3 separate regions of the Homo sapiens genome follow, and regions 1 and 2 are each linked to region 3. Evidence: chromatin loops called from intact Hi-C (ENCODE). Cell type or tissue: gastrocnemius medialis. All regions are shown on one strand.

The links. Hi-C counts contacts between places; a loop is a spot of excess contacts. Peaks named below come from ENCODE experiments on the same cell type or tissue, not always from the same donor. Only the 100,000 strongest peaks of a DNase experiment are listed, where the experiment ranks them.
Region 1: a loop joins it to region 3, with 3 times the contacts of the local background. A loop is called at or near these places in 4 of 110 quality-filtered maps.
Region 2: a loop joins it to region 3, with 8 times the contacts of the local background. A loop is called at or near these places in 7 of 110 quality-filtered maps.

What each region holds. Positions count from the first base shown.
Region 1 is chr16:17,329,691-17,337,690 of GRCh38, reverse strand. The region is part of intron 2 of XYLT1 (xylosyltransferase 1); the gene reads left to right. Among named protein-coding and RNA genes, the nearest start is that of XYLT1, 140 kb to the left of the region's middle. RefSeq lists an enhancer at 6,464-6,987. In gastrocnemius medialis, no CTCF peak of the experiment used is centred here; DNase peaks (open chromatin) are centred at 1,317, 1,549, 3,370 and 6,370; H3K27ac peaks cover 1,462 bases.
Region 2 is chr16:17,375,347-17,383,346 of GRCh38, reverse strand. All of the region lies in intron 1 of XYLT1 (xylosyltransferase 1), which reads left to right. Among named protein-coding and RNA genes, the nearest start is that of XYLT1, 92 kb to the left of the region's middle. RefSeq lists a silencer at 7,252-7,321. In gastrocnemius medialis, no CTCF peak of the experiment used is centred here; DNase peaks (open chromatin) are centred at 4,156 and 5,602.
Region 3 is chr16:17,220,029-17,228,028 of GRCh38, reverse strand. The region is part of intron 3 of XYLT1 (xylosyltransferase 1); the gene reads left to right. Among named protein-coding and RNA genes, the nearest start is that of XYLT1, 250 kb to the left of the region's middle. In gastrocnemius medialis, no CTCF peak of the experiment used is centred here; DNase peaks (open chromatin) are centred at 3,038 and 4,758; H3K27ac peaks cover 1,023 bases.

The DNA.
Region 1 (8,000 bases), 110 kb before region 3:
AATTCTCGGAGACAAGGGTTTGTGGTCCCACAACCTCTTGTGATGTTTTTAAGGAGCAGGTGGCTAGGGAGAGATCTAAGGAACCTCCCACACCATTTTCCCAGGTAACCAAGGTAGGCTTCCCTGGATTTAGCAACGTGAAGTCCTGCACCCAAGGAGCTTGGGCTGAATTGCAATGCTGCAAGTTCAATTAAAGGTTCTCAGGAGGCCGGGCATGGTGGCTCACGCCTGTAATCCTAGCACTTTGGGAGGCTGAGGCTGGCCAATCGCTTGAGCCCTAGAGTTTGAGACCAGCCTGGGCAATGCAGTGAGACCCCCTCTCATCTCTATAAAAAATTAGCTGGGTGTGGTGGCATGTGCTTATAGTTCCAGCTACCTGGGAGGCTGAAGTGGGAGGCTGGCTTGAACCCAGGAGGTGGAGGCTACAATGAGCCATGACTGCACCACTGCACTTTAGCCTGGGTGACAGAGTAAGACCCTGTCTCAAAGAAAAAAGATTCTCAGGAAGTCAGTGTTACCACCTTTGCAGACCACTGTCTCCCTGCACTGAACAAAGGCAAAAAATTGTGAGAATTTAACCACTTAAAAAAACCCAAAAAACCCACCCTGTACTTTGTAGGGATTTATATGCCTTTCTGGGGCTGAATAATATTTTTTTGTTCAGAGCCACAGTTGGGGTTACATACGATCTTACAAAATGCTATGATAGTGTCCACCAAATATTGTGTTGCAGAATATATGCCTTTCTTTTCCAAGGGCTTTTAAAAAAATGGTCACTGGCTTGTGCAGGCCAGGGAGCCCTACTGCACTTCATCTGAGAAAGCGGGTGAGCATTTTTTCTAGGACTGCTTGACACGATCAGGGTTTCTGGCCCCTGAAGAGGCAGCCACTGGCAGGGAGCAAGGCCAGTCGGACACACATACGAAAGTCCCTGTGTTTGGGGATGTCAGCTCGGCTGGGGTAGAAGCCATGGTGGCCCTTCCCTGTGGGATTCGGACGGGCTGGACTTGCCCCAACCAGTGTAGAAGTTGACTTTCTGCAAGGTATGTGTGTCTCTTTGATGGCCTGGGGTGAGCCTAGGAGGAGGAGGTTTTCTCTCTCACACACATGCATGCACACCCACACCTGCATCTGTACACGCATCCATATCCACATCCATACCCACACCCGCAACCACACAGTAGTGAAGGACGGGGCCCCAGAGTCAACATCTTCTCACTGGCCTTTGCCTGCCTGCTGCTTTTTGGCTTCTTTCCTCTCCATCTCCCCTGACCGTGGACAGCTGCATTCAGAACTCACCATCATGGAGGAAATGGGATATTTTATTTCCCTGACAGAAAACAGAATCAGATGACAGTATTGGGAAACACTGGGGAACCGCCGTGGGGGCTTGGATCTGTTGTTTTTCTTGTTAACTAGGAGTTACAAAAACACTATTGTTGCAGACCTTGCTTTGAAAGTATTTCCAAAGTGTGTTAGTCCATGTTAAATCCATGGCACGGAACTGAATGTGCTTCGGTGATTTAATCAGGTAGGTATCAGTTTCCTCTCTGCCTTCCACGCTCTGCCCTCCATCCACCTCCGCACGTTTCTCCATGCTGTGCACACACCTGGGACACCTTTCCTCTTCTTCCTTTACAAAGTCTTGCCAGCCAGCCAGGCAAAGCGTAGGTCTCAACTTCTCTGTTGCAGCCTTTTCCAAAGTGTCACATGCAAACTGGTGACTCACAAGATGATTTTAAGCTATAACTCCACAGACTTTATAGAAATTAATAGCTCTCTGTTTATTTTTCTAGTTACCTTCCATTTATAGCAAATTATACTAGTTTTTCCACTAATTTAGGAGTAATGTTTCCCTTTTAAATTAAGCCATTGAAGTAAAAATATAGATGAGCTGATTTAAAGAGCCCTGAAAAATAAATAAAACAACAGACATTACATGGATAGGGCAAAAAATGGAAAAGTTACTCAATGAATGATTTTTTTTTTTTTTTTTGAGATGGAGTTTTGCTCTCGTTGCCCAGGCTAGAGTGCAATGACGCTATCTCGGCTCACTGCAACTTCTGCCTTCCGGGTTAAAGCGATTCTCCTGCCTCACCCTCCTGAGTAGCTGTGATTGATTACAGGCGCCCGCCACCATGCCCCGCTAATTTTGTATTTTTAGTAGAGATATGGTTTCTCCATGTTGGTCAGGGTGGTCCTGAACTCCTGACCTCAGGTGATCTGCCTGCCTTGGCCTCCCGAAGTGCTGGGATTACACTCGATGAATGATTTTAAAATGGGAAGGCTTCCTGTGTTCTGGGCTGCGCTCTTCTGCAGTTCCTGTGGGAGCATGTGGATAGTAATTCATTCATTTTTCTGATCTCGGTTTTCTCACCAATAAAAGGGGCTGCCTCATATGTTGGTTAACCCTTGTTCCAGGTGGCCAGTAGGTAGTTTTTTTTTTGTTTGTTATTGTTTTTTTGTTTTTTTGAGACAGAGTCTCACTCTGTCGCCCAGGCTGGGTGCAGTGGCGCAATCTCAGCTCACTGCAACGTCCCCGCGTTCAGTTGAGTCTTGTGCCTCAGCCTCCTGAGTAGCTGGGATTAGAGGCACCCGCCACCATGCCCGGCTGATTTTTGTATTTTTGAGTAGACATGGGGTTATGCCATGTTGGCCAGGCTCATTTCGAACTCCTGGCTTCAAGCAATCCACCCACCTCAGCCTCCTAGAGTGCTGGGATTATAGGTGTGAACCACCACGCCTGGCCCAGTAGCTAGTTTTTATTGGACCCATAAATAGTTGATCTTTTTTTTGTTTTTGTTTTTTGAGATGGAGTCTCGCTCTGTCGCCCAGGCTGGAATGCAGTGGTGCGATCTCAGCTCACTGCAAGCTCCGCCTCCTAGGTTCACGCCATTCTCCTGCCTCAGCCTCCCGAGTAGCTGGGACTACAGGCACCTGCCACCACGCCTGGCTAATTTTTTGTATTTTTAGTAGAGACGGGATTTCACCATGTTAGCCAGGATAATAGTAGATCTTTTTTTAAATGTGTACTTCTCACTGTCCTTGCTAGACTGCAAGGTCCCCTCGGGGAGGGACTTTGTAGGCACTATTAAATGCTACACCTACACATTCCTGGGTGGTTAGTAGAAAAATGGCCTTTTCAAATAATTTCCTTTTTTTTTTTGGTCTGAAGTGTGAATTCATCATTTAGGTGGAAGGTATGGAGAAGGCTTGCATATTGCAAATCAGACAAAGAGGTAATTAATGGGGTGGAGGTCATGGCAGGTGGCTCTTACTGCAGTCACTTTCCTGTGAAGAAAGGCCCTGGCTGTAGAGAAGGGACTTGGCAGTCTGTACTCCAGGACGTCATAGACCCGTGTAAGCCCAAGACCAGTTTGTCAATCATGAGGCACTGTTGGGAGGAAACACTTAGCACGCAGTTACTCACTAGTGACCAATTTGTTTTAAAGCCCCGGCCTAAGTTGTTTATGCTGCTGAGTAAGTTACAGGCAACAGAAATGTATTGCTCACAGTTCTGAAAGCTGGGAAGTCCAAGATCAAGGTGCCAGCAGGTTTGGGGTCTGGTGAGGGTTGCTCTCTGCTTCCGAGATGGTGCCTTGTCACTGTATTATTTGTAGGGGATGAACTCTGTGACCTCACATGGTGAAAGGGATGGAAGGGCAAAAGGGGTTTACTTAGTTCTCTCCATACCTTTTGTAAGGGACTAACCCCATGCATGATAGCGGAACTCTTCTGGCCTGATCACCTCCTAAAGGACCCACCACTTAATACTCTTCCCTTGGGGATTAAATTTCAACATGAGGCCGGGCGTGTGGCTCACAGTTTTAATCCCAGCACTTTGGGAGGCCGAGGTGGGCAGATCACTTGAAGTCAGGAGTTCGAGACCAGTCTGGCCAACATGGTGAAACCCCATCTCTACTAAAAATACAAAAATGGGCCAGGCATGGTGGTACATGCCTGTAATCCCAGTTACTTGGGAGGCCGGGGCAGGAGAATTGCTTGAACTCGGGAGGCAGAGGTTGCAGTGAGCCCAGATGGCTCCACTGCACTCCAGCCTGGGCGGCAGAGTGAGACTTCATCTCAAAAAAAAAAAAAATAAATTAAATTAATTAATTAATTAATTTCAACATGAATTTTGGAGGTGACATGGACGTTGAAACCCTAGCAACCCTCCAGAATCATCATTCTAAACAATCACTTCACACTTTAGCTCCAGATCTGTGCTGTCCCATATGGTAGCCACCAGCCACACAGGGTTACTGAGCACTTGAAATGCAGCCAGTTCCAACTGAGCTGTGCTCTAGGAAAAACTTAGCTCAAACAAAAGAATATAAAACATCTCCTTAATGCTTTTTCATATTTGTTTAGATTTGATACTTTTTCCATATGGATCACATGATGAAATGACAATATTTAGGATGTATTTGGTTAAATCAAATAGATTAATCAATTTCTTTTTACTTTTTTAAAAAACACAGCTACTAGAAAATTTGAAGTTGTACATGTGTCTTGAATGAGGATGAAGGAAATGGACCTGGGTCAGAGTTGAGCCAGAGAAAAGCCCGGAACACAGTTTTTTTTCCATTTTAAATTGTGATTTTCTCAATTCCTGGCCTCAGTCTCCTGAGAGGGAAGAAAAAAAAAAGATTTGAGTTAATTGATGGTTCTGGTTAGTTGGGCTCAGTTAATCAGGGTTCTGCCTCTAATTGCCTGTGCCGTCACCTCTTCCTGGGTTTGCAAACACTCTGCCCTTGTTACCCACTGCTCATGCCCTCTCTGGATTCTGCTTGAGCTACACACGGAAAGGCGGAGGTTGCAGAATTCGGAGCTCCTGCGGACAGACAGGTGGAAGAGTGACAATGGAATGATGGAGTATCTACTGGATGACTATAAATGGCCAGTCTAGGAATGAACTTGAGGTTTAGTTATCTGAAGGCCAGAGTCCTTGGCTCCTGTCTCTTCCAAAACTGACCAGTGTCCACCTGTGGGGAGGTGTGTTGCAAGCTGACCTCTAGAGAGGGACTTTGGAATATCATTCTGTGGAAATTGTAATAGTCCCACTTTGCTCAGGAAGCCGTGTGTGTGTGTGTGTGTGTGTGTGTGTGTGTGTGTGTGTGTGTATGTGTGTGATGGACTCTGGCTCTGTCACCCAGGCTGGAGCGCAGTGGCACGATCTTGGCTCACTGCAACCTCCGCTTCCCGGGTCCAAGTGATTCTTCTGCCTCAGCCTCCCGAGTAGCTGGGATTACAGGAGCACACCACCACGCCCGGCTAATTTTTGTATTTTTAGTAGAGTCAGGGTTTCCCCATGCTGGCCAGGCTGGTCTCAAACTCCTGACCTCAAGTGATCTGCCCGCTTCAGCCTTCCAAAGTGCTGGGATTATAGGCATGAGCCACTACACCCAGCCTGGTGTGTGTTTTGATCGCCTCCACTTCACCCCATGGTTGAAGTAGATTCCCACCCTATGGGGATAACACCCAAAGCTGGACAGACCAGATGGACAGCAGTTTATGTGTCACGTACAGTCAGCCCCAGGGAAGCAGGTGCTGTGCACCATGCAGGGCCACACGGTTGTATCTGGGGACAGGGTGAACATCCAGGGGCCATGGGAGGCAGGCTATGCAGAAGCAAGAAGATGCAATAATCCCTGTGTCCCACAAGGGGATATGATTGTCTTGTTTAAATAATCCCAGAGGCTGGCAGGGAACAGAAACCCACTCTCCAGGGATAGGCAGGCACTGTACCTGGTCTTGCTGAGACAAAGGAGGCTGTCTGGCTAGAGGACCTTATTTGAGGAAGCAAAGTAGTTAGGGAAACTTACATTCAAGCCATATGAGATGCTCTTGGCTTTCCCCAGGTGTCAAGGCAGCACATAATATTAATTTTAGGCCTTATACCACAGTGTGGTGGGGAAAAGTGGACAGTGGAATTATATCTTGGTTTGAGTCCTGGCTGTGGACTCAATCTGAGATAAGTCATTCACCTGGTCAATCCTCAGTGTGCCCATCAATAAAATGGGCTCGTTAACATCTACCATATGTGTGTGTGTATCTGTCTGTCATCAACATATACAGACCCACCACACATTTATCCTCTCAAAAAGGGTGGTTTAATCCCTCCCTCCTTTAAACAACAGCAGTACAACCGCAACCAAATCAGAAAGAGTGTTGAATGGAAAACGTGTGTCTGTTGAGCAAACTCAGTTCTTCAAGCCAAAGGCTACATCTGGCCTTCCATGTACTGTTTCCACAGACTAAATGAGGATTGGTTTTGCATGGCCAGAGGCAGACATTGGCTCATTCTCTTTCAGGGCCAAGGAGCCAGGCTGTTAGTTGATGTCATGCCGAGAGGACATGGCCTCCACCCTTGTTCTGACGCCACTGTCCAAGTGCCGAGTACTCTACCTTGGTGTGGTGAAGGCAACTGCCTGGGATTGAGGCCGGCATGGTCAAGGCGGCCCTGAGAAGGCCTTGTGTGCTGTAGCTTGAGTCATCTCCCCCTCCTCCAGAGTTGGGTCATTGCCTTCTTGGCTTTAGAGGCGGCCTCGCCTGTGCACAGAGCCAAGGGGCTGTGGGGACTCGGAGGAGATATTGGGAAAAGCTGGCAGTGCCCAGTGGCTGCCTGCTCTGCCCATGGGAATGGCCAGGACCTGGTTGAGCATAAGCCCTCCCTTTGTGCAGGGCGGTGGAACATCTGTCAGCTCTTTCCTTCCAAATGCACGGACCATCTTTGTTCAAAGGTAGAACCTCATCTCAGCAATTCAAGGGCAGCAGTCCCTGAAACTCCTCAGGTGCTCAAACGCCACCTGATATGCGCATTGAGGATATCACTGCCCCTTGCTCCTCTACATCTTAAGTAGGGACATTTTCTTTTCTTTTCTTTTTTTTTTTTCCGAGAGGGAGTCTTGCTTTGTCCCCCATGCTGGAGTGCAATGGCGCGATCTTGGCTCATTACTACCTCCGCCTCCCGGGTTCAAGCGATTCTCCTGCCTCAGCCTCCCGAGTAGCTGGAATTACAGGCATGTATCACCATATCCAGCTAATTTTTTTTTTTTTTATTTTTAGTAGAGACGGGGTTTTGCCCTGTTGGCCAGGCTGGTCTCGAACTCCTGACCTTAGGAGATCTGCCTGCCTCGGCCTCCCAAAGTGCTAGGATTACAGGTGTGAGCCACCATGCCTGGCCCAGCAGGGACATTTTCTATGGCACCTCTAGCCTGGGTCACCTTATGGGACCCTGGAGTCACAGCCCAGGGAGTGAAACGATGCGGGTCTTTGATATGTATGGGTGGTGGTGGTCTGGAATCCAGTAAACAGCCAGCAGAATTTCATCATCTGAGGTCTGGATCAACCTGTTCTGCTCCTTCTGGGGGTTGAGTGGATGTAGAGAGAGAATTGCAAGGACCTTGGGGAGCCCAACCCAGTTTATCAGCTGTTTGCACTTATTTGTTTATACGCACGAGTGTGTTGTATATTCATAAATGAACACACAGTTTTGTAATGAGCAAGTGCTTTGTGTCAGATATGGCTCCTGCCCATGTGGAGCTGACAGCTGTGTGTGTGTGTGTGTGTGTGTGTGTGTGTGTATCTACCTCCATATGTGGTGCATATAGATTTGTCACTAAGCAGAGCTGTGACCATTTATTGAGCATCCTGGGGCTATGAATACTGTTCTCATTTAACCCTCACCATCACATTGGTTCATTCAACAGCTATTGATGGAACATGTACTATGGGCTAGGTGTTAGACGCTCAACATTTTGAGGTAGAAACTTCTGGAACCTATGCTATTTTTAGCCTCATTTCATAAATGAGGAAACCCAGACTGTGTGGTCAGGTACCTTGCCTGGGGATACACAATCTGTATGTCACCAAGGTGGGATCCAAGCCTGGTGCCCCTCCCTGTGATGGTTAACTGCCTCTTCTGTGTCCATGTGTAGATTTCCAAGTGGGCATGTCTACAAACTCACGGGTGTCCATGTTTGTGCAAGTAACAGACC
Region 2 (8,000 bases), 160 kb before region 3:
TTCGGAGGTCAGGAAAGGTTTCCAATAAAACGTCTTGAATTGGGAAGGATAAATATGAATCCTCCAGGTGGGCAAGAGAAGAAGGGATTCCTGGCAGAGAGAATGGGCCGTGCAAAATGAGGAGGAAGATGTGAAGCTGCTGTGCATTTCCTGTGTTTGTGGCTAGTGACGGTGGTTTAGAAGGAACGGTCTGTCCCTGTGCTTGGGATTGTGACTGTGTCTTTCTCACTCTCTCCATGGGAAGCCTGGCTTTTCTCCTCCCACCAAAAGGAAAGCCTCTGCCTGCAGCTTGTTGGAAGTGAGTACGTGGGTCTCAGGACAGGCGGCATGGTGTGACTCTGTCTTGGGAGATGGGACTGGGTAGTTGTTTGAAATTTGTCCTCTGCAGTCAAACCTCCTGGGTTCAAATCCCAGCTTTGCCAGTGACTGTGACCTTGAGTATGTTGCTTCATTTCTCTGTACCTCAGTTTCCTCACCTGGGTAATGGGGATGGGAGTTACTCCTTCTTGCGGTCTCTAGGAAGTAATGCACTAAAGTGTCTTGCACGAGACGTCTGGGATAGTGAGTGCCAGTATGGGGACCGTTATCTGGAGTATGGGGACTGTTATCTGGAGCATGTGTGTTGTGGTCCACATGGCCCTCAGTATCCTGGTTGACTCAAACGTAGATAAGGGGGCATTCAGAGGCAGTTACACTGGCTCCTCTGTAGGGCCAAGTTCATCTCCCATGTGCTGTGCTGGTTGCACTCTTGGCTGGCCTGCCCCGAGTCCTGAGATGCCAACCTTTGTGCTGTGCTTTGATCTCCAGGCTGTGCTCTGCTGACACAGTGACACTGTGCAATCCACTCTGTGTGGGGTCCCATTAACACTGAAATTCAGTAATCTTAAATAGAATTAGAAATGCAATTCCACATTTGTAACAGCCACATTTCAAGTGGTGGGCAGCCACGTGTGGCTAGTGAGTTCCACTGGGGTCAGTACAGAGACTGTTTCTATCATCACAGAAAGTTTTATGGGGCAGCAGTGCCTTGGACAATTCCTGGGACCTTAAAATGCCTCTTGCTGAAATGGGCCCACCGTGGAGCTCTCCGTGTACCTGTGATGATGTGCAGTGATACTTTCCACCCCAGAAAGATGGAGAGGCCCAAATACCGGCATCTCCATTTGCCCCTTCTTGCAGCCTTTTGGCCCAAAGTGGCTTCTCTCACTGTGAATCTAGCCAAGAGAGTGCCCAGCACATAGTGGGTGTCCAATGACAATTGAGGGAGGGGGCACGGCACAGTGGGTAAGAGCATGGACTCTGGAATCATCCCTGCCCTCATCCCAATTCTGGAAGGTGGCCTCTCTGTGCCTCAGTATTGTCATCTGTTCAATGGGGAAAATACCAACAGATGCTTCATGGGCTTGCAGTGAGGATTAACTGAGATAAAGTTGAAGTGCACTGTTAGCCCACATCCATTGCCACTGTTAGTTGAGTAAATAAATTCATTCCTAGAAATCTTAATTTCTCCTTCTGTAATGTTTCCTTGGATTTAGAATCAATTTCATAGACTGTCAGAACTAAAATGTTAGACATTTTCTATTAATAATTCAATCTCCATTTATTTTATTAAGATATTGCGACCAGGCACAGTGGCTCACACCTGTATTCCCAGCACTTTGGGAGGCTGAGGTGGGTGGATCATTTGAGGTCAGGAGTTCAAGACCAGCCTGGCCAACATAGTGAAACCCCGTCTCTATTAAAAATACAAAAATTAGCCAGGCATGGTGGTGCATGCCTGTAATCCCAGCTCAGGAGGCTGAGGCAGGAGAATTGCTTGAAACTGGGAGGCAGAGGTTGCAGTGAGCCGAGATCATGCCACTGCGCTCCAATCCAGCTTGGGTGACAGAGTGAGACTCCATTTCAAAAAAAAAAAAAAAAAAAAAGGTGTTGCCTTTTATTTGTTCTTTTTTTTCTTTTTTGTTTGAATAGCATGAAATAAATAAAATTGTCCAGCTTTATTGAAATGTAATTAGCTTGTGATAAATTATGCATATTCAAAGTGTAAAATTTGATGAGTTTTGATATCTGTATCCACCTGTGACATCATCACCCCAAATTATTGGATATAATGAACATCACCCCCAGGATTTTCTTATTTCTCTTTACAATAACTACCTCCCTCTTCCCCAAACCCCATCCACAGGCAAACAACTGATGAGCTTTCTCTCACTCTAGATTTGTTTACATTTTCTGAGTTTCAAACATTAGCGATTAATTGAAAAGTTCTAAAACGCTTTGCAGGCCAAAACAAACAAAAAAAGAAACAACGACAACAAAGTATAGCCCCTCATTGTCCACTCTCACCCCCAGCCCCTGGAAACTGCCATTCTTCTTTCTGTGTCTATGATTTTGACTACGCTAAGTACCTCCTATAAGTGGAATCACACAGTATTTGTCCTTTTGTAACTGGCTGGTTTCTCTTAGCATAAATAATGTCTTTGAGGTTTGTCCCTGTCACGGAATGTGTCAGAATTTCCTTCCTTTTTAAGGCTGACTAGTCCATGGTATGTGTGTATTGCATTTGGTTTATCCACGCAGATCTTCCAGGAGGGACACTAGGCTAGCTTTCCCCTTTTAGCTACTGTGAGTAATGCTGCTTTGAACACAGATATGCCAATAGCTGTTCAAGCCCCTTCTTTTCACTAGGTTGTGAACCCAGAGGAGGAATTGCTGATTATATAGCATTTGACATCTAGTTTTTCTATATTTAATTTTTTGAGAAGCCACCTTATTATCCCTCCATCTGTGAATGACACTTGCTTTTTAAATATAAGGAGTATAAGCATGTGATAACAAAATTCCCCCATGAGAAAAGGATATAAAATAGGAGACTTCTCCTTCTTTTCCAGTCTCTGTCTTTAAAGGAATCATTGCTAACAATTTCTTGTATATCCTTCCATGGGATATACAACCACTTTGCAGAGTTACTGAGAGTCAACTGCTTCGTCTGCTAAATGGGCACATCTCGCTCCAACCACCTCTTTTTATTTTTATTTATTTGTTTATTTATTTATTTAGAGACAGATTCTGGGTCTGTCGCCCAGGCTGGAGTTCAGTGGCATGATCTCAGCTCACTGCAACCTCCGCCTCCTGGGTTCAGGTGATTCTTCTGCCTCAGCCTCCCGAATAGCTGGGATTACAGGTGTGCACCACCATGCCTAGCTAATTTTTGTGTTTTTAGTAGAGATGGGGTTTCACCATGTTGGCCAGGCTGGTCTCGAACTCCCGACCTCAAGTGATCCGCCTGCCTTGGCCTCCCAAAATGCTGGGATTACAGGTGTGAGGCACTGCTCCCAGCCCTCCAACCACCTCTTAGCATTGTTGCCAGACACAAAGGAAAATGGAGACAAAAGTGCATATTTCTTCCAGAACTATCAGAGGCCAGCAGGTCTTCCTACAGAATTCAGCCTAAGCAATCTTTCAAATACAAATACAAATGATGGTCTTTGGAAAGACCAGTATTTTCAAAAGTGTCTTGAGAGTGAATGTCTGGCTCTCTGGAGGTAAGGGGTGTGTGTGTGTGTGTGTGTGTGTGTGTGTGAGAGAGAGAGAGAGAGAGAGAGAGAGAGAGAGAGATATCCTTCATTTCATAGATGTGGAGACTCAAAGCTTTCCCTGGCTTTCTGTTATTCTCTAGGATAACATGAGGCCCAGAAGACACCAAGATTCAGAATTCACAGCAGTGCCTCTGTACAGATCACTGTCCTCTACCCCCAGCTACCCCCACAACATGCCCAGTGGCCTGGCTGGGCTGGATCCTGCTCCCACCCACCACACCTTGTCTAATTTCTCTCCCGCATCCTCCGGGGGCCAGGTTCCCATTTTCATGCCATTCCAGTTTGCTGAAAAGCCCTGGGGTGTCTCTGCCCCCAGGCAGGCTGGGCTGGCCTCACAGAGGTTTTCCATCTCTTAGTCGGCCTCCCTGATTTAAAGCCGCCTGTCAGATGTTGGAGATTAAGTTAGAAATCAGCCATTTGCGCTGAGTTTTGGAGAAGCTGCTGCCAAATGGGAACTCCTGAGTCTTTTCTTCTATATATAGTCTTTAGGGTGAGCTAACTGAAGTTAGCAGGGTTTATTTTAGGAGGTGTCTCCTTGGAGCGGAGTGTGGTGGGTTGGGCTGCCTGCCCGGGGAGCATTTGAAAGATTGCTTAGGCTGACATCCTGCAGGAAGATCTGCTGGCCTCTGACAATTCTGGAAGAAATATGCACTTTTTTCCTGCCTTTTCCTTTGTTTCTGGCAGCAAAGCAAAGGAGTGGTTGAAGGGCTATGTGCCCATTTAGCAGACAAAGCTGTTGAATCTCAGTAACTTTGCAAAGTGGTTGTGATAAAGCGGAGGTAAGACAGGTCCTCTCATTCCTTGTTTTGTATCCCTTGTGGTAAAAGTTAAATTCCTTGAAATATTCTGTCTATGAAGAAATACTAAGAAAGTAGGGGATGGAGTGGGTTTTAATCTGAGCTTAGGAGAATACAGTATAAAGAGCTTGGACTTGAGAGTCATTCCTAGGTTCTAACCCCAGCTCAGCCTCTTACTGGTTCTGCAGCACTGGGCCAGTTACTTTTCTGCCTCAGTCTCAGTTTTCCTGGCTGTGAACTGGTCGTAATTTGCCTTACAGTGTTGTCGTGACGGTGAAAACATGAGTTACAAAGAGTTAAGGCCAGTGAAGTACCTGGCACCTAATACGTGCTTCATAAATGGCAGTTATTGCTTTATTTGAAGAAAAGGAAACTTTTAGCAACATATTCCTAGAAATTACCTCAATTAGAAGGAGACATCTTGCTAGAATACTAACTAGGATTTTAGGTTAAATTATGCAGTCATATATTAAAAGATCCACCTTTTGGGAAATATCCATTGACTGGTGACCTGGCAGAAGGAAACCTCAGGCTCATTTCTCTGCAAGGTCCTGGCCTCTTTGAGTAAGCCCAATAGACATAATCAAGATGACAGTGTATATTATTTAAAAGGTGATTATATTAAAGCATTTTTTGGTGAAAAAAAAAAGTCTTGGAACAAATAAATACCTATTTGGTATGGGAACTGCAGTCTCTTCCTCTTTCTCACACACACCCATGCATATTGTCCCTTCAACATTCGTGCCATTTGTTGTGTTTAATTATAGGGGAAGTGAAATCCTCTCCAAAGTTGCCTGCTAGTTAATTGCTGACGTTTCATTCTCGAACATTTATTGAGAATAAGCTCTGCCCCATGCCTAGTGGAGGAAACCCCCGTGACATTTGAGTACTGTAGACAGGTTTGACCTATTCCAATTCAACAAGAGAGAAAGAAGCAAGGGAGAAAAAGAGCAATGCAGATCATCTGGGTATCTTCTTTGTCCTCCAAAGCCTCAGTTCTTCCCTTTGTACAATGAGCACAGCTGGATTTAATGGGCTCCAGGTTCTTTGCTGCTCTTTGAGGCTGAAACTCAGGGGAGGTAAAGAAATTCTTTTGCTTGTTCTGAACCCCAGTGGGCTGATCCAGAGCTGCTTGTACACCCTCCCCTTTCTAGATGAGATGGTTCCAGCGTGAATGGGGATGCTCCAGTGCTTGAAACTCACAGGCATCACGTGGTTAAGCTAGAAATAGAAAATAAGTCATGTCTGGGTTTCGAGGACTCCCTGACTATTCTGGTTATGTTTGGAACAGAGCGTTTATGAGAGGCTGAACTGAATGGATGGGATCATAGCTTCCATTCCATGGAAGGCAGGGTCGTCCAGCTTTCCTGATGGGAATGTGTTTGTTGGGCAGGGGTGGGGTTGGGGTGATAAGCTTCTTGGGGAGTGAGCTAAATAAGCCATTCTCAAAGCCCTTCCCCTGAGAATAGAGCAGGCTGGCTGTCCCGCCAAACAAAGAGCCTGGATGTCTTGAACCACTGCAGTGATGGGAAGATTCTGCCATCCAGACAATGGGAACTCTATCGCCATGTCTAGCTGAGGACAGGGGGTTAGTGTCTGGCCTCATGAGGTCCCAACAGGTCTGTTTGATGGGCAGGTTAACAACATAGGCACTAGAACCAGGTCCTTCTTCCTGGCTGGGGGATCTTGGGTGAGTTATTAGTTAATCTGAGCCTTGACTATTCCATCTATAAAAACAAGACCCAGAATAGTACCTAATTTTGTGTGTGTGTGTGAGGCAGAGTCTCACTCTGTCACCTAGGCTGGAGTGCAGTGGTGCGATCTTGGCTCACTGCACCCTCCACCTTCCGGGTTCAAGCAATTCTCCTGCCTCAGCCTCCTGAGGAGCTGAGATTACAGGCATGTGCCACCATGCCCGGCTAATTTTTGTATTTTTAGAAGAAATGGTGTTTCACCATATTGGCCAGGCTGGTCTCGAACTTCTGACCTAAAGTGAGCTGCCTGCTTTGGCCTCCCACAGTGCTGGGATTACAGGTGTGAGCCACCACACCTGGCCTGGTTGGGTGCATTTCTTGTTCATTCGTCATTTGGTCCCTATTTTTTTTTTTTTTTTTTTTTTTTTTGAGACAGAGTTTTGCTCTTGTTGCTCAGGCTGGAATGCAATGGCACAATCTCGGCTCACTGCAACCTCCGCCTCCCGGATTCAAGCGATTCTCCTGCCTCAGCTTTCTAAGTAGCTGGGATTACAGGTGCAAGCCATGATGCCCAGCTAATATTTGTGTTTTTAGTGGAGACGGGGTTTCACCATCTTGGTCAGGCCGGTCTTGAACTCCTGACCTCAAGTGATCCTCCTGCCTTGGCCTCTCAAAGTGTTGGGATTATAGGCGTGAGCCACTGTGCCCAGCCAGGTCCCTGTTCTTTAACAGAAAAGACAAGTCACCAAATCTGTTTTAGGCCCTTCAGATGCAGCTGTGAGCAAAAGAGACATCACCCATCCTCTTGAGCACTGGCTTCTAGTTTGAGTGGCTGGTACCCTGAGGAAGGGTCTGGAAGGACACAACCTGCAAGCTTGGCTGGCTGTGGTTGGCCTACCTCTGTCCTCTTAGGTTGGGGTTTCTCAGCCCCATACTATAGATGTTTGGGGCTGGATAAAGGATCAGCTGACCTGTGCATTGTAGGATATGGAGCGCCATCCCTGTCTCTACCCTCTAGGTGCCAGTACACGCTCCCTTTCAAGTTATGACAAATAAGCGTGTCTCTAGACAGTGTCAAATGTTCCCTGGGGGACAAAACCACCCCCCTGGTTGAGAACCACTGCCACCAGGTCGTGAAAGCACAGTGGGATGGGCCCCTCTAAGCCCTAGGGCAACGCTGGCTGTGATCCACAGTCCCACTTCCTTCTCTGTAAAGTGGTTGGATACACAGGTCAGGGTTTATTAACAGTACAGGCTCTGACGCAAGCAAACACACTCAGTGATTAATGCTAATGGTAATGGTGGTGCAGTGATGACCGTCCCTTTTCAACACTGCCACCTCCCCCTGCACATACATCGTAGGGACACCAGTGGCTCCAGCCGTTCAAGTCTGGGTCTTTGCCTGTGGTGCCCCCAGGGCATGGTAGTGAAAGGCCGGGCTCCGGAAGCCACCTTTATCTGAAGCGTGGAAATGTGGTTCCAGGCTGCCTGTCCCAACAGCAGACCCATCCACCTGGCCGGTGGGGATTGATCTGATGGGCACGAGGGCCCAGGAGCATGTTCCCGGCCTCTCTGGATCATGGACTGCTCTTGAGCACCGAACTTGACCAGCCTTATCAAATCTGACTGTATTTCCCTTTCTGTAATTCACCAGAGAGCCTTGTAAATCAGCAGCCACTAGCAATTCCTGCTTTGTGGTGGCTGTAAGACTCAGAGCAACTTGTTTTTCCAGACCTCTCGTCTAATCTTTTCTGTGTGTGTGTGTGTGTGTGTGTTTTAAATGTTATCTTGAACAAGAAACAGCTAAAATTTTATTTTTTTTTTTGCATTGCGACAGGGTTTTTGCCCAGGGGTCTGTTGGATGGGCCGGTTAACAATATAGGCACTAAAGCCAGGTCCCTCTTGGCTGG
Region 3 (8,000 bases):
CACGAGCTAAGGGTCTGAAAAATAACCTACCATCCTTCTGCCTCCAAAATCTCCTGAACTTTTTTCCTAGGTGAATAACCCTGTTATTCCCCAAGTTGCCCAAACCAAAAATCCAAGAGTCTCTGTTATTTCTACTCCCTTAAATCCACAAAGTCGCTATCATTTCTAGGTCCTAAATACCTTGTATCTGTCTCCTCCTCCCCAGCCTCCTGCTCTGCCCTTTAGGCATGTATTGTCTCTGTCTGGTAGTATTACAGTCACTTCCCAACTCTTTCTCCTGCTCCATTTCTGCCTCTGTCTTCTCTTCAAAAACAAAAACAAAAAAACATGGCTTCCAGAGTGAGCTTTAAAAAATGTGCTTCTCCTCACATCACTCCCCTGATGAAAACCCTCATCAAACAAGGAAATACATTGCAGCTTGAGCCTCTTCTACCTTCCTGGGCCAAAGCAGACATTGCTAATCAATCACTGCATTGCGTCCTGCAAGGCAGGATTTGGACTCAGCTTTGCTATGAGTTCATTGGGTTGACAAGAGAGATGAGAACTATTTGACATCTCAGGATCCTTCCTCATCTGCCCTCTGCCTGCCAGCCTTGTTCCTGCTGCTCCTCCTCCCTTACCTGCATTGTAGAATTCACCTCCCAGCCGTCCTGAGCTCAGGGGAGTTCTGAGTGACTCATACCACCATACCTTTGCACATGCAGTTGCCTCTGTGTGGAATGCCCTTCCCCAAGTGTGTCTGCCTGGAAAACTTTTACTTTACTCAGGTGCCATCCTGTCCATGAAGTCTCGAGATTTAGGTATTTTTCTCCAAGCCCCCATTGCCCCATGACCAGGTGTTCATTTTAGGGAGCACCCCCTTGCACTGACGTTGTTGGTTAGCATGTCTGAGACAGAGATAAGGCTTATGCGTCTTCACACCCCTGGTACCTGCCATGGCTCCACTGTGCTCAGGAGCTGTTTGTAAACAATCAAATGGGTGATGGAATAAATAGCATCTGTCTTACTGAATGCTTGCTTTATGCCAGACACCAGGCTAAGCGCTCTATCTGCATCATTGTATCCCAGCCTCACAATCTCTCTGTAAGGTAGGCATGGGAGTTTTTTTGCACATGTGGAAACTGAGGCTCAAAGCAATGAAGTCATTTGCTCAAGGCCACACAGTGATGGACCCAGGTCTATCTAAAGTAGTATTTTTTTTTCCAGGGACATTTGGCAATATCTGGAAACTTCGTTTTTATTTTTTGAGACAGGGTTTCACTCTGTCATCCAGGCTGGAGTACAGTGGTGTGATCTCGGCTCACTGCAATCTCTGCCTCCTGGGCTCAAGCCATCCTCCCACCTCAGCCTCCTGAGTAGCTGGCACTACCACCACCACCACACCTGGCTAATTTTTGTATTTTAGTAGAGACAGGGTTTCGCCACGTTGGCCAGGCTTGTCTCAAACACCTGACCTCAGGTGATCTGCCCGCCTCAGCCTCCCAAAGTGCTGGGATTACAGGTGTGAGCCACTGTGCCTGCTGGAAACATTTTTAATGGTCACAACTAAAGAAAGGATGCTCCTGGCATTTAGTGGATCGAGTCCAGAGATGCTCCTGGGCACTGCACAATGCACAGGACAGCTTGCTGTCACCTCCAATAGAGAGTTATCCAGCCCATAGTGCTAGTAGTGCTATAGTACAAGGGTACTACGGCCCTGAGGCTTTGAATGTAACGGTGGCCTTGAATGTCCCTACGGTATGTGGCTCTGTAACTGCTGCTGGTGTTTCATTGGTTTCAGTTGCTCAGAGTCACAAGCTGCACAAATACATTCAGAAGGTGCTGCCTTCCCTTTGGTTGTGTCAAGAATGGCAGAGAGAATAGGGACATAGGTCCAGATATGCCTTCTACTAAATCTTGGGACTTCATCATTTAACCATAACAGCCTCCAAGGATAATAGTTCTCAGTGTAAGCCGTCTCCCCCATTCTGTCCATCCTGGAGGGGTCCCCTTCAAACCCACTACCTCATGCAAATTTCCAGCAGCTGAAATGAATACATGCAGATTTTTTTTTATAATTTTTTGCAGATGTTCTTAGGGGTAAGGTAAATATGTAATTTACAAAAATCCAAAGAACTTATGATCCGAATCTGCTTAAGCCACATGAAGTCAACAGAGGGTTAAAAGCACCCAATTTATTTTCATCAAGAAATTTGAACTTTGGTCGTAGAATGCAACTTAGCTGCGATTCTACATTATTTATGATTCATGGGGCATTGTAACTTACCACAGTCTCTGAGTAATCTTTTTAAGCCTGCCAAAAGAACCGGTGTTAATTGCTTACACTGGAACATATTTGCTGTTGGAAATGTCACACCATAATTATATTCCATTTCGCTGTCTAACAAGTAATATACTAAAAGAAAATTGGGTTTTTTTTTTTTCCTCCTTCTTCTTGTGATGTGCAAAACCATTCCTGAAACGCTTCAAGCAGCTCGCAGGTGGCAAGTTTCTGGACTTGTCAAGAAATTAGGCAGAAAACTTTCTGGGTTTGCTGATGGTAATACAAGCCAGACCAGCAGGGTCTGCTTGGTGGACTTTGTAACCTGAGCTCATGCTCAGAAAGCCCCATGTTAGATTTTATGCTTTGCTTTCACCGTCTTGACACTCTTAATATTTTTTGAACAAGGGGCCTTGCATTTTCATCTGTAGTGAGCCCTGCAAATTATGGAGTTGGTCCTAAAAAGGAGGAGGAAAGGGAGAGGGACATGGCCCATGGAGACTGGGATTAAAGATCAGGAAACAGTTGACGTTTCAGAACATGATGAGAATTTCAGAGACACAGACCAATTATAAATAGAGAGAGAGAGAGTGTGTGTGTGTGTGTGTGTGTGTGTAAAATAAGAATTGGTGGCTTACGAGGTCACACAGGACAAAATGTCTAATCAGATGACTCTTCCTGGAAGACTAATACTATATTTGGTAGGCTGAGCATCTGTTAAACCAGGGACTGGCAAATGATAGCCCACAAGCCAAATCCGGCCCACCACCTGTTGCGTAAGTTAAGTTTTATTGGAACACAGCCACACTCATTTGTTTTGGTCTTGTCTGTGGCTGCCTTCTCTCTACAGTGGCAGAGTTGAGAAGTTGCAACAGAGAACCATATGGCCCACAAAGCCCAAAGTGTTTACTGTCTGTCCTCTTATAGAAAATAAAATATTTAAGATTCCTGTCTTAAAATCTAGGGAGAGCCTCATGCACCTCGCTACAAGAGAGGCTGAGAAGTGTTGAAGAAATGTTGATAAGTGTCACATTCTCATTTGTAATTGTGTATAACAGAGGGGAAAATGGATGTTGATGGATGGTTAGCTGTCTCTGGCATACCCCTTTTGCAGATTTGGAAGCTGAGGAGGCTTCAAGAGTTCATGAAGCCATTTGCCCAAGACCACAGATCAAATAAGTGACAGAGCCAGGACGCAGAGGGAAGCCTGACTTGAAAGTATAAAGCACGTGCTTTCTAAATTGTGATAGCTTCCCTGCATCTGCTAACAAGTGCACGTACACTGAGTAATCTTTTGCACAGATACACTGATAAGACTGCGAAATAAGACTGTGAAAGAAAACAAGCCAAATCACAGATGGCTCTTGCCCCCAAAGGGTGATTAGGCATGCACGTGCCTGGTCTTCATAGAAGGCAGATGCTGCTAAAAGTGTTCGTTGGGTCATTCATTTGTTCATGTAAGAAATGTATGGAAAGTTTAGGCTTTGTAAATGGTTCACCTTCACCCATCTCAATGCCTTGCTTTTCCTCCTGTCCGTCTTGTCGCTGATAGAATGTGGTCAACAATCAGAACATCTGTACAACAGCTCCTAGATGACCAATATACCACAGCCTTCAATTAAAATATGTCAGGTTACCTTCTTCAGTATTTCCTTTCCATTTTCCACTTTGGGAAATTGAAGCTCAAAGGTTCTGGTAGCTTCTCTAGATAACAGAGCTAGCGAGGTCTGGTCCTAGAATTTGAACCCAAGCCTTTCTGCCTTCAGTAACCAGGTATAGAATCACTATATTAGTTAGGGAACATCAGCTGCTATAACAATCAAACGTAGCAATGTTTGTTTGCGTTGAGGTCACACAGGGCAAACTGTCTAATCAGATAACTCTTTCTGGAAGACTAGTACTTTATTTGGTAGATAGAGCTTCTCTTCAACCAGAGATGGGTAAACTGTAGCCAGTGGGCTGAATCCAGCCCACCACCTGTTTTGTAAGTCAAATTTTATTGGAACACAGCCACCAGTGTATAATGTCTCTAACATGAAGATGGTTGATGTCTTCATCCTCTGCCATCCAAAATAGATGTTCCTGATTGACTCCCCTCCATGTTGTAATTCAGGGATCCAGGCCCTTTCCATCTGACTCCACTATCTCCACTATCTTCAACACACAGCATCCAAGGTCACCGTGCTCTTCTGCACCCAGACAGTGAAGAGGGAAATAGCACAGAGAAGCATGCACAGGTGTCCATGGGTAAGCCTAGAAGTTGTGTGCATCACATTTCTATTTTATTGGCTAAAGCACAGCCTCTTGGCAAGACCTGACTGCAAACGATGTGAAGTAGGTTGTAGTGAGTGCCATGAATAAAGCAGACGTGGTTTTGACCAAGAGCCTCAACCACTCTGATTGCCCTACTGCTCTGCCCAGAGTTGCTTCCCTTTCCTTTGGGTTATTTCCAGCCCCCTGGCCCCTGTGAAATACATGTGACCACGTGGCTCTGTTCCTGCAAAAGGGTCAGCTTCCCCAATGCTGGGAACACATCTCCAGGAAGCATTCCTCTGTGAGTGCGACTGTGCATCTGACAGGGATACGGGGCACAGCGGGAGGCAAGGTTAGTAATTTAGTTGTTACTGGCTGACAGGTTAGTCTTAGAATATGTTCCCTGCAATTCAAGGCTTGCACGAAAGAGACAGAGAGAGGCACTTAACAAATGTCAGCCTTTCTTTTTTTTTTTTTTTTCCTGGCGCAGTTGCCTCACACTGACCCTGAAGCATTTGAGGGGTGTCTCTGTGTGAGTTCATCAGCGCCTAGTCCCAGCCCCCGCTTGGTGTTCTTGATTCCTCTTTCCTGTGAGGTTTCCCTGAGTGTGGTTCACGAAGAGCGGCCGTCACAGTTGCCAGAGGGCCCCTGAAAATACTGAAATACTGCCAGGGTGGTGATCTGGAGGGAGGAATGCAGGATTCTTTTTTTTTTTTTTTTTTTTTTGAGACAGAGTTTTGCTCTGTCACCCAGGCTGGAGTGCTGTGGCACGATCCCGGCTCGCTGCAATCTCTGCCTCCCGGGTTCAATTGATTCTCATGCCTCAGCCTCCCAAGTAGCTGGGATTATGGGTGTACACCACTGTGCCCATCTAATTTTTATATTTTTAGTAGAGATGGGGTTTCGTCATTTTGGCCAGGCTGATCTTGAACTCGTGACGTCAAGTGATCCACCCGCCTCCACCTCCCAAAGTGCTGGGATTACAGGCGTAAGCCACTGCGCCCGGTCTAGATTCTGCATTTTAATAAGCTCCTCAGACAATCTTTTTCAGGATCACGGGTTTCAAGCAGTTTCTCAACCTTGGCATTTGACATTTTGAACCAGATAATCCCTTCTGTGGGGGCCGTCCCGTACATGGTGGGACGTTTAGCGGTATCCCTGGCTTCTACCTCCTAGGTGCCAGTAGCATTCTTTCTTCCAGTTGTGACAAATAAAAATGTCTCCAGACATTGCTAGATGTCCTCAGGGAGACAAAATTGTCCCTGGTCAAGAAGTGCTGGCTTAGGGCATAACTTAGTATGTTTCTGTGACATAAAATATAAATGTTCCTCTAGGACCCATGTTCTTCTCTCCATTACTAACTCCCAGGTATCTGGGTCGGGTCCTAGGATTCAGTCTCCCTCAGAGGAACGTGAGTGGAAATGATGGTTACTTCTTGGCCAAGCCAGTTGACGGGCTGTGAATTTGTCATGCCAATCGCTGTCCTCTCTGTGCACTGCAAGAGAAGGGTGCTAAGGAGTGGGATTGTGTAGTTGAAGCAATTTGGATCCTCAAGTCACCTCTTGGAGGACGGCCCTGTAGGAGAGCTGCTCAAGCTGCATAGGAGCAGGAAATAAGCCTTTGTTGGGTTCAAGCCACTGCGATTTTGGGATCCATGTGTTGAGCCCAGCATTGCCCTGGCTCATACTGGATTTTAGTGCTCTATGTAAAGCACAAAGGAACTGTCAACTTCCTCTCTTATAAGTCATCTGAAACCTGTTCTTTTTATTTTTTCTTGGAGACAAGGTCTCACTCTGTTGCCCAGGTTAGAGTACAGTGGCGTGATCATAGCTCACTGCAGCCTTAACCTCCCAGGCTCAAGCGATCCTCCTGCCTCAGCCTCCCGAAGAGCTGGGACTACAGGTGCACCCCACCACACTCTGCTTAAAACATATTCTTAATACATTTAAGGCAGGTTGGAGTAATGGCTTTGGAAGCAGGTTAGTCTGGGTTCAGATCCCAGCTTGGCCACTAGCTGTGTGATCTTGGTTATGCTATATAACCTCTTGAGTCTCAACCTGTTCTTCCTTGGCAAAAGTGGGATAATGATGGCATCTGTCTCAGTGTTTTGAGACGATGAACTGGAAAAATTGCCACCAACCAACCAACCAACCGAAAACACTCTTGATACCATGCCCGGCATATAGTAAGTGCTTAAAAAAATGCTGGCTTTTGTCAATATATTTCTGGCAGGGTCAGTGTGTATGCATTGTTTCTGGGGTTAGCATTTTTAGTAGAGACCTGTTTTTTGCCAATCAGTCAGCTTCCCGTAGCTTTATTGACTATAGGACATGGTTCTGTGAATATTGAAAAGGAGTGATGGCTGCCGGAGAGGGACGAGGACCCCAAACAATATGTTAGGAGGTGATGATTATTAACAAGAGGCAAGGAAATGTTGTTGCCACCATGAAGCCGTAAGGGTGGAAAACATGGCCAAGGAGTGTCTGGATCACTCACTCATTCTGCATTTATTGCCCTAGTGCCTATTTTGTGCCAAGGGACAGAGATAAAACAGAAAGCCAATCTTTCCACATTTTCATGTACCTCCAATACTACACAATCTGTTGCTTTTAAGAAAAGGACATAAACAAGCAAAGGCGCACTTTCTGCCCAGGGTGAGATCTCAGTCATAGTTGGAGAGACAAGCAAATGATTTTATCTGCCCAGGCAAACAAGCCCAGGAAGAGCATCAGAAGTTAACACAGGCCGAACGTGGTGGCTCACACCTGTTATCCCAACACTTTGAGAGGCCGAGGCGGGTGACTCACCTGAGATCAGGAGTTTGAGACCAGCCTGGCCAACATGGTGAAATCCCATCTCTACTAAAGATATAAAAAGTAGCCGAGTGTGGTGGCACACACCTGTAATCCCAGCTACTCGGGAGGCTGAGGCAGGAGAATCGCTTGAACCCAGGAGGCAGGGGTTGCAGTGAGCCGAGATTGCGGCATTGCACTCCAGCCTGGGGGACAGAGTGGGACTACGTCTCAAAAACAAAAACAAAAAGTTAACACAGACATTGACCTGAGTTCCCCAAATTTATCCAGACTGCCTCCAATCCCGGCTACCCACTGCTTCTCTCAAGTGTGTTATATGAGAACGCCTAGGTGGCCTGGCCTGGGTGACAGCTTGCTCAGATTTCAATTGTGCTCATATTTTTTTTTTAAATGGCAGTTTCAACAAATCCTACCCACTGATGCATTGTTTAACCAAATGTCATTTCTCTGCCTTTCTCATTTAAGTATCATCTGTTAGGTTTACACATTGGTACACCCATGAAATTAACATTACATGTGTTTCCTTTTGGAGCTGACTAAATTTAATTTAATTTAAATTGTTTTCACTGTCAGTGGCCTTCCCAAGCTGTGGTAGCACACGTTCTGTCTCCTTAAAGGCTTATCTTAACTGCATCCTGTCAAAAAATCCTAGGACCCACCCACTTTCCCCTGCA